Regions from separate parts of the Homo sapiens genome. Here region 2 is linked to region 1. A link is a contact called in ENCODE Hi-C or POLR2A ChIA-PET data. All regions are on one chromosome and are shown on one strand. The core of a region is the stretch at or near the end of the contact, and the rest is flanking DNA. Distances in the headings are between cores, read along the strand shown.

Region 1 (4,553 bases), core at 779-3,278:
TACCCTTTATTTCTTTCTGTTGCCTGATTGGCCTACCCAGAACTTCCAATACTATGTTGAATAGGAGTGTTGAGAGAGGGCATCCTTGTCTTGTGCCAGTTTTCAAGAGGAATGAAAGCCACAGTCTTTTTACAACCTACACTAGAAAGTGATGCCCTATCACTTCTGCCATATTCTGTTCATTAGAAGGAAGTGACTAGATCCAACACCCACTCACGGGAAGGAAATTACCTAGGGATGAGAATATCAGGAGGCAGGCATCAGCAAGTGCCATTTTAGAGGCTACCTGCCACAATGACCATTTGTTTATTTTCCCAACACAGTCTCAATCTATGCCTTTAAATATTTGTCCCGGTTAGGTTTCTTCTTTCCCTGTTTCTCTTTTCTTCCTTTCCCTCTAATTTCTATACAAATAAAACTATAAGCTATAAGGTGGGGCCAAACACGCTTGAAAAAATAAAGAATATTTACATAGTCAAAAAATACTCCCCTTAGTATACATATTTATTACAAAGGGGAAAAAGGTAGCTTTACAGTGGAGAAGTATGGCAGACATCACCTGAATTTGACGACAAAACCTAACTCATCAGCCACAGGACAAGTCGAAAGCATGTACAACTTGATAGGATGGAATAAGAAGAACACAGCATCGTGTATGTGATATTCCTGCTGGAGATGCATATCCTGCATTTAATCATGAGAGAACATTAGACTAATAAAATTAAGGGACATGCTATAGTCTGTACTCTTCAAAATGTTGGAGTCATGAAAGTCAAGGGGAGACCAAGGGACTCTTCCAGATTGTAGGCAATTAAAAACACATGTTGAATAAATGCAACCTGTGATTCTGAGCTGCATCATTCTTCTACAAAAAAATTACTGAAGTAATTGATAAAACCTGAATGAAATCTCAGGACTAGATGGGGTAATGCATCAGTGTTAATTTCCTGATTATGATGGTTCTATTTTGGTTATGTAGGAGAATGACCTTGTTTGTAGGAAATATATATTATCATAATCAGAAGTGATGGGACATTGCCTTAGCAACTTACTCTTAAATGGCTTCAAGGAAAAAAAAAGTTCTGTACTTGTAAATTTTTATAACTTGTAGAAGTACTTACAGCTTTTCTGTAAGTTTAAAGTTGCTTCAAAATATAATTTTAAAATGCCACAATTAGAGTAATAAGTTATATGATTACCTCACTTGTGGATATAGATGCTCCCCTAAAAATTCTCTCTCCATACTTATTGCTGCCCAAAATACTAATTCATTCTCATAGTTATGTCCTTTTCTCTAGAGAAAAATCTTGTGCAAAGCAATGTGGAGGACAAAGCAAAGTTCTGTGGCAGAACTTTGGAATGTCAAATCTTATTAAACTCTCCTATGCAAAGGAATTAGAAGAACAAAAATAAATCCCAGGTTTGGAAGCTAAATTTATATGAAGGAGAAGTTGAAAGATATTTCATTACCCAGCAAATTCTTAAAATGTCATTTCAGTCCAAAAGTGAAACTCTTGATCCACTATGAGGCCTTTACAAATTAAATTAGCCTCACTTATTTCCATATTTAGTCTATAAAATAGAAACAAAAAGGCATTTGTACATTCTACCAAACTATATGCCAATGATCGTAGCCCAAACTCTTTCTTTACATAGGTTGTCAAGGTTGTTACCACAAAAGCAGGTATCGTACACTCCCCAAGGTTCACAGGACCTGGGTAAGAGAAGAGGAAAGGCAATGAAAGTGTGAAGATCCTTGAAATAAAGATGATCTCCAATGGTAGTAACACCAGAATCCAGATACACAGAAACAGACTGAAGAAATGAGAGGAATAAAAGGGAATAAGTAGAAGTTGGAGTTTATAAGAAACTCCTGTAGAAACTATTCAATACCTGAATAACTGCAAATACTTTAGGCAAATGATTATGAGGAACTTAGAAGATATAAGTAGCTTTTGTAGTTTTTGCTTTGCGGAAGGAAGGAAGGCTGTGACTACTCCACTTGCCTTGGCTGGAGGCCATGTGCAGGTGGGTCCTTCAGCGGGCACTGTGTGGTTCCTGGCTTCCACCCCACCACATCATCACTGTGGCCTCTGACTGCTTGCTTCTCTTCCTCGTTCTGCACTCTCCTCCAGCTGAGTTTCACTTAGCAAAACAGACGATGTTCAGTCTTCACAGGTGGGAGTCATGAAGGTCAAACATTACATTCCCCAATTTGATCTAATCGAAGACATACCCTCCCCAAATCTAAAATATGTAACACACTCAACGGCCTCTGCTTTGTTGATTCTGGGAACTACACCAAACACAGTTTTGAGACACTTGCTATTTCCTTTCCATCTAGAGCCACTCCTCACTCTCCTCATATTTTCCCCTGAAGCTGTTGGATTTATTTCTAAGCTCTGGAACCTTGAGTGGGATGATTCATATTCCAAGTATTTTTTCCTTTTTTATACATTTCTTAAGTTATATTTTTCAAGGAATTTGTCCATATCATCTAAGCTGTGCAATTTATTGACATCAAGCTGACCATAATGTACTCTGACCATTCTTTTGATGTCTCCAAAATCTACACTGTTGCTTCCTTTTCCATTCCTGATATTAGAAATTAGAGTTGTCTCCTTTTTCCTTGATCAGTTCAGCTAAAGTTTCATTATCTACATTTGAAATCCAGACTCTGTCCCTTTTCCTTGTCCTCAAATGCAATTTGGTCAGAAGCTGGAGGATTTACAGGACTGGGTGAAGTCAGCGTTGGTTGAGGAGGGGAGGGTGCAGATGGGGTCAGGAGCAGAACTCTGAAGGTCAGGAGGCTGATAAGGAGGGAATTCAGTGACTCAGAACTGGGTGGATGCAGCGCTGAAGTGTAGAATAGCCATGGTTACACACCCTTCCGCAGTTGTTATAGGGATATTTCCTGGTAATGTATTGTAAAAGGACAATTTCCCAGTATATTTTGCTCAAGTCTGGAGAACTGAACATTTACGCTCTACAGCTATGTATTAAACTCACAGGCACTTCAGACAAGTTGAGATGTATAGTGTAGATCTCTCTCTAATATGGGGAAGAAGCGACACAGGACTTGAGACTCCAGAAAGGGCAGAAGAGCTGCTTCTTCAAAGCTCTGTCTGTGTAAACCATAGTTACCTCTGAGATGTCGGAATGATGGTGATTCTTAGTTTCCAGTGTTTTACCATGGCATGCGTTATTATTTAATAAGAAAACCAAATATTTTATTATTATGCATGCTACAATTTTGTGTACTAGGAAGTGTGCTAAACAGAAAGAAAAATACCAATAAAATGAGTTGTAAATGAGCTGTAAATAATATAAATGAATAAAATCAAATATATAAAATAAAATAATACAAATGTGAGGCCACGATGAAAAACAATGTATGTATATAAAGCCTAAGCTTCTTTTTATAAGATACCAAGGCCTTCCCTTTGGTCTCAGATCAGACCAGAATAGAGCCCTCAGTCTGAACCTCGGGGCATTAATTTTTAAGACTTGGTTCTTCGTTTCAATGATGACATGCTTGCTTGGGTTACGCAGTAGACACTGCACCCGTGTAATCTGGAGTTGCTAGCTGACCTTCCCCTGAGATGCACAGTGGAACAAGGACAGTTCATTCAACCTTCTGCAGAATCCTGAGTAGATGAGAGAGCCAAGTGGAAAGATCTGCTGAATGTGAATCTTTAAAATTGCAAGCTCCTCCAGGTTGGCCACATGCGCGTGAAGGGTAGACCACCCTCTCTCTCTCTATGTGTTCTTGATTTAGCCACTTGCTTTTCAAGATTCCTTTGTGCCTGGATTTAAAATGGGAATTTGGTCTGTCTTATAATTTGTGAGGTAAGATCTTTAAAGTGAGAGACAACACTGAAAGATAAATGTATGAAGAGATGATGTTATGCATTCAAATTTAACACTCATCAAGAACACATTAGACTGTCCCTTAGAAAAACCCACCAAGTGCAGTTGTTTTGGCTTCTTTCAGGGTCTGGGATCCCTTTGTGAGCCTCATGACGCAAGGACCTTTGCTTCATAAAGAAGGCACGAAATGTGACTTTAGAAAGCTCATGATTTCCAGAACCCAGAGTGGATCCTGGTTCAGAACGACTGCTCCAAGGGCCACACTTCTGCGCAGGTTTCCCCAAGAGTGCATTTGGAGGAGGACTTGAGGGATGCTCCCTGGTGCTCCTCTGTCAATGCTTTCTTTGTTTTATTCTGCTTTACTCTAGGTCTTCTCAGAGCTCTCAATATGGTTACATGCATGGGGAATCTTGTTTCTCAAACTTGCTCTTGGAGCAGAGTTGCAGTGGGGGAAGTGTGGTCTATGGGCACAGCTCCCACTAGGGCCTGCAGCTTCCTGGTTCAAGCAGAAGCCTTGCAAACATATTCATCTGGAAAAAGCATAGCACAGAGGCCCCAGTTGCAGAGATGCTCCGGAAGCCTGAGGTATGCACAGGGCTAGTGAGCTAAGAATATTCCTCTGTCGCCTTTTCAAGGACAAGGGAAGCCAGGGTGGAGACTGTGCTGAGCTAAGGTAAATATAA
Region 2 (4,553 bases), core at 1,359-3,858, 79 kb after region 1:
TGCCGAACGGTGTGCCAATTAAATCTCTTTTCTTTATAAATTACCAGTTTCGGATATTTCTTTACAGCAACGCAAGAACAGCCTAACACAATCACCACGGGAAGACCTCCTCTCCCTGATGGTGGCTGATGAGGAGACTCACTTCCTGGAGTAGTCCAGTTACCCTCCCACAGCTATCACTTGAGGAGGGAAACACATTTTCTCAGGACTCCCTTAATCCCCTGTGTCAATCCAACTCTCTGGCACTTTTGCCTAGACTTTGGGTCAAGTAGAAAAAAGTGAGCAGCTTTTCTGATGGTGTAACTGATATTTCTTTATCCTAGGAATGTATTTTGGTGCAAAGCTTATAGTGCAGAAGTCTAAGACCCAAAAATCAGTTAAAAAACAGTTAACACATATTTTAAAGGTGCTTTACAATGACTTTGCAAATATGTATTTTAAATATACAACTTCTTCCTAAGTTCCATTATTTGTACATTAAAACTGCTCCAGGAATTGGTCAACTTCAAGTCCAGCCAACTCTGACATTTAATTTCTAGAGAAACTGGGCATTTCTAACAAAAATCTAAGAGCTTAGATAAATAGTAGTAGGTAATTTTGAGATCCCTGCTTTGTGAATGGGGGCTAAGAGGCAGAACTAATTTCTGCTGCTTTCTCTGAGCTCTCTTCTTTCACATATTTTTTCAGTATTCAGGAATTTCCTAAATGGCTTTAAGGATAATGTGATCCTTTTCTAGATGAGAAAGAAGAACAGGGGCTCACTCTGTGTAATCTCTTTCCTGCTTCTTAGAGAGGGCACTGGGGACATTTTCATTCCTTCATAGTTCCCCACCCTTTCCAAGAGTGCATACTCTTTTGCTTGACAACCTGCCAGGTGACTTGGCTTAAAAATAGGTTATCTCATTCATCAACTTAACAAATATTTGCTGGGCATATCCTATGAGCTGGGAACCGTGCTAGAACAAAGAATAAAATGGAGCCTCTGCCTTTATACAGCATATCACATGGTCAAGGCAGACTGCAATTATGACACAATGTGTCATGTTAAGGGTGAGTGTGGGGACTGAGGAAAATTGGAGGTTTTTCCAAACCTCAGTCCTGAAGAATTAAAGGAGGCATCCTAGAGAGAGTGATGTGGAACTTGAGACCTAAGGGACAAGTGGGAGTTAGCAAGGGAATAACAGTGAGAGTTATTAATGTATAGATGTTTTTTAAAGTGCTGAGGCTGAATGACATCACCTGGAGAGTGAGCATAGTTAGAAAAGAGAAGCTGATTATGGAGGGAAAAGGGAAAACCAACAGAACAACTGAAAAGGGGAAGGAAAAGACTAGAAGCCAAGGGTCAGAAGTGCAGTGGGGAAGAGGAGTCGGGGGGACACTGTGTGCAAAGGCATCAGGTGAAAGAACAGCCAAGTGCATGCTGGCAACTGAAAGGAGTCTGTGGTGTGGCTGCTGTGGCATCTCATTAAAGAACATCCAGGCAGGAAGCTGGGAAGGTGGTAGGGACAAGTCTTAGGAGCCCCAGACACCAGATTAGGGAAACTGGACTTTATCCTAAGACAATAATAGAAAGCCACAAAGAGGAATATAGAAGGGTGGGGTCACCTTAATTCAGGCAAAAGTTGGGAGTAGCTTCACCAAGGGGTGGTGGTAGCAGAAATTATGATGAAGGAAAGTGACCAATTCAAGAAACAGAAAATAGAATTGCCGGAGTTTGGAGATGAATTGATTGGATTGAGGTCTTGAGTACTGGGGAACATTCATATAGAGGTGAGCAGTTTTAAGGCCCAAGATACTGAGCTATGATGACCATTTTGAGTTGAAGGTAGCTGTGGTCACAAACACTGCCTCAGTGGGTGAGAAAAGGGGTTGTGCTTCTTATTTGCACTCCCAAGTAAGCATTCATAGCTATTAATTAAATGGACGAGCAAGTAAATAAGCAAATGAATGGATGCATCCAGGTGCATCCAGTCCAGTGACAGTTTTATGTGATGAGTATAGAGACAGAGCAAGGCTGGCATGCCAACAGGGGACCCAGCAAAGTGTCAGAGAGAAGCCATGGGAGTGGATGTCACCAGAAGGGGACTGTGAGGAGGAAACGACACTGAGGTCAGGAACTTAACCAGACAGGCACTGAAGAAGCAGACAGAGGAAGGGAGCTCGTGAAGGAGGAGAGAGGTGGGAGGAGAGCCAGGAGTCAGATAACTTCGAATGCTACAGAGACACCAGTGAAGGCAGAACTGAGATGGGGCCATGAGGTTTGGTAACAAGGAGATTGCTGATGATCTGTGTGCAAATAACTACGGCAAGGCAACAGAGTCTTGTTCTTCCAATATGTCCCTTGGTCCATAAGCGCTGAGAGGAAGTGACAATCTGTGAGTAGAAACCAAGTGAAAGGAGTGTTAGTGCACTCTTCTTTAGAAGAGAGCAAGGCAGAGCCTGTGAGAGAAAAATGTCTTTGTCTCTTGTCTCTCTTTGTCTGGCTCAAGGTAATGTAATTGCCTCAGACTTCCCAGGGAAGCAAGTGGCTCCCACGTTCCTAAGCAAAGGCCAAGCCATAGAACAAGGGCAGAGGCCGCCACTGGGAATGTTTGTGTTGTTAATTTTTTGTAGTTGAATCATATCGGGAAAATTGTTTCCAAGTTGCTCAAACATGGATAGAGAAGCTAATGTTTTGCTGGAGGTTGGCATTTTTCCCTGATGACATCACATGCCTTGTGTCACCAGTTAAGGGATCATCAGTAAAGCAAGTGGTCAACGCTATGCAACCACAAAAATATGCTTCTCCTCAAAAGATAATAATAAAATATGTAGAAACAAAATCGGTTCTAACAGGGAGACTCCTTGGTGAACTTAACCATCTAGTCACTATATACCAAGGGCACGTCTTAAAAACAAAACAGGAAAGCAAACAAACACAAAAACAACTCTGCTCCTAACCAGCATTTATCATTTAGCATACGTGGGTTTTAAGAAAATACTGAAAGAGATTAGCTCTAGAGAGGTGAAATGCAAATGCAGGAGGAAAACAATCCAGGGTTAGGAATGATACCATATGTCTGAATAAGAATCATTTCCAAAAACCATTCTCCTGTGACTTCCTATATTTCTTTGTTTCTGGCCTGCATAAGAGAATGTTTTCTTAAGAGCAAACATGTAAAATGAAACAGGAATGACTATTGGCTGACCACGAAATTTTCTCCCAACAAGTGCATGCACTGGGACTCGAGATTCTTCAACTAAACCCGAGTGTTACACCATGAGATCATGAAGCCAATAAAACATTTGCTGCATGCTAACTATGCCAAATCTCACTTTTCCAGAGATACGAGGATGGAATAAAAAGAGAAAAATAAGCAAATGTTGAAATGGAACCATGTGTTCTATGTGCAAAGCAGAAAATCTGAACAGTGCAAGGAGGGTGGAGAATCACAGGGCCTGTGGGGTTGAGAACAAGATGGCAGCACAGGGAGCCACTCAAGCATATTCTTCTGCTTGACATTATACCAGCCTGATTCACACCAGTCACTGGTGACGAGTGGTCACTAGTAAGCACAAACATTTTTTCTGGAATTTACTTCCCCAAATTAATATTTTTTTTTCCAAATTAATATTTTTTAAATGCTTTATTTTTTTGGCTTTCATGATGTCATGATGTCTCCATTTTGCTTCAATCTTACTGGCCACTTCTTCTCATCTCCCTTGCTGTCCTCTACCTCTCTTCGTCTTCCAAATGCAGAATACAAAATGCCACCTTCTCCTTTTGTTCTAAACATGCTTCCTGGCTGACCTCATGCACTCCACTGGTTTTTAGACATCCTGTAAAAGTTGGCAAGTTCTCAACTCATATCTCTGAGATTACCTCTTCCTGGACTTCAGATACCTTATATGACAAAATGTGGTTGTTATTCTTGAGACACCTTTGATGTCAGTAAATCCTACTCACTTTATCTTCCAAATAGATGTGAAGCGGGCCGCTGCATCTGCACCACTGATCCAAGACATCATCATCTCTCTCTTGGGTGACAGAGTGGATTCTGCTTGTGCTTCTTGCTCCTCTACAATCTAATCACCCCTCTTAACATTCAGAGTAAAGTTTTGAAAATGGTAATCAGTCTAGAATCCACTGATGGCTTCCCATAGAATATAAAATGAATTCTAACCCCTCTCCCCCTGGGATATGGACCTCCCTCTGAACACCCATTTCCTGATCCCCACCCTCTATGTTTGGCAACCCTGACTTGCTCTCAGGTCTGAAATGCGACATGCTTATTGCAGCCTCAGGGCCTTTGCACAAACAATGCTTTCTGTTTGCTATGATCCTCCAATCTGTGCCCTCTTAGCTCATTTTGGGTCATTCAGAATCAGCTTAGAGATGACCTTCACAGACAGCCCTTCTCCAGCGGTTGTCTCCATCATGTCTCCTGTTTCTGGCCTGCGTAAGAGAATACAGGCCAGATTCTCTCTGCAACCTCGGCTTTTCCCTTGCTCAGCTGTGTTCTGACTTGCTATTACGTATCTACACAGGCATGTACTGCCCATGAAGAGGTGCT

The links. Hi-C counts contacts between places; a loop is a spot of excess contacts on that map. ChIA-PET counts read pairs that join two places held with the same protein, here RNA polymerase II (POLR2A). Pooled maps may share reads with other maps.
Region 2: a loop to region 1 is called in a map of endothelial cell of umbilical vein, with 7 times the contacts of the local background. The contact joins two enhancer-like sites. A Hi-C loop is called at or near these places in 6 of 168 maps with a recorded cell type or tissue (Calu3, PC-9, ascending aorta and 3 more) and 4 of 50 pooled maps. POLR2A ChIA-PET finds 5 or more read pairs at or near these places in 1 of 52 experiments (GM12878).

What each region holds. Positions count from the first base shown.
Region 1 is chr20:22,714,848-22,719,400 of GRCh38, forward strand. No RefSeq gene overlaps it. Among named protein-coding and RNA genes, the nearest start is that of LINC01747, 32 kb to the left of the region's middle. Within about 2 kb of position 2,029, at least 9 of the 41 ENCODE cell types and tissues checked have a DNase peak (open chromatin) inside an H3K27ac peak, as active enhancers do; they include PC-9, ascending aorta and endothelial cell of umbilical vein, where a contact is called at or near this core.
Region 2 is chr20:22,793,468-22,798,020 of GRCh38, forward strand. No RefSeq gene overlaps it. Among named protein-coding and RNA genes, the nearest start is that of LINC01747, 110 kb to the left of the region's middle. Within about 2 kb of position 2,609, at least 14 of the 41 ENCODE cell types and tissues checked have a DNase peak (open chromatin) inside an H3K27ac peak, as active enhancers do; they include PC-9, ascending aorta and endothelial cell of umbilical vein, where a contact is called at or near this core.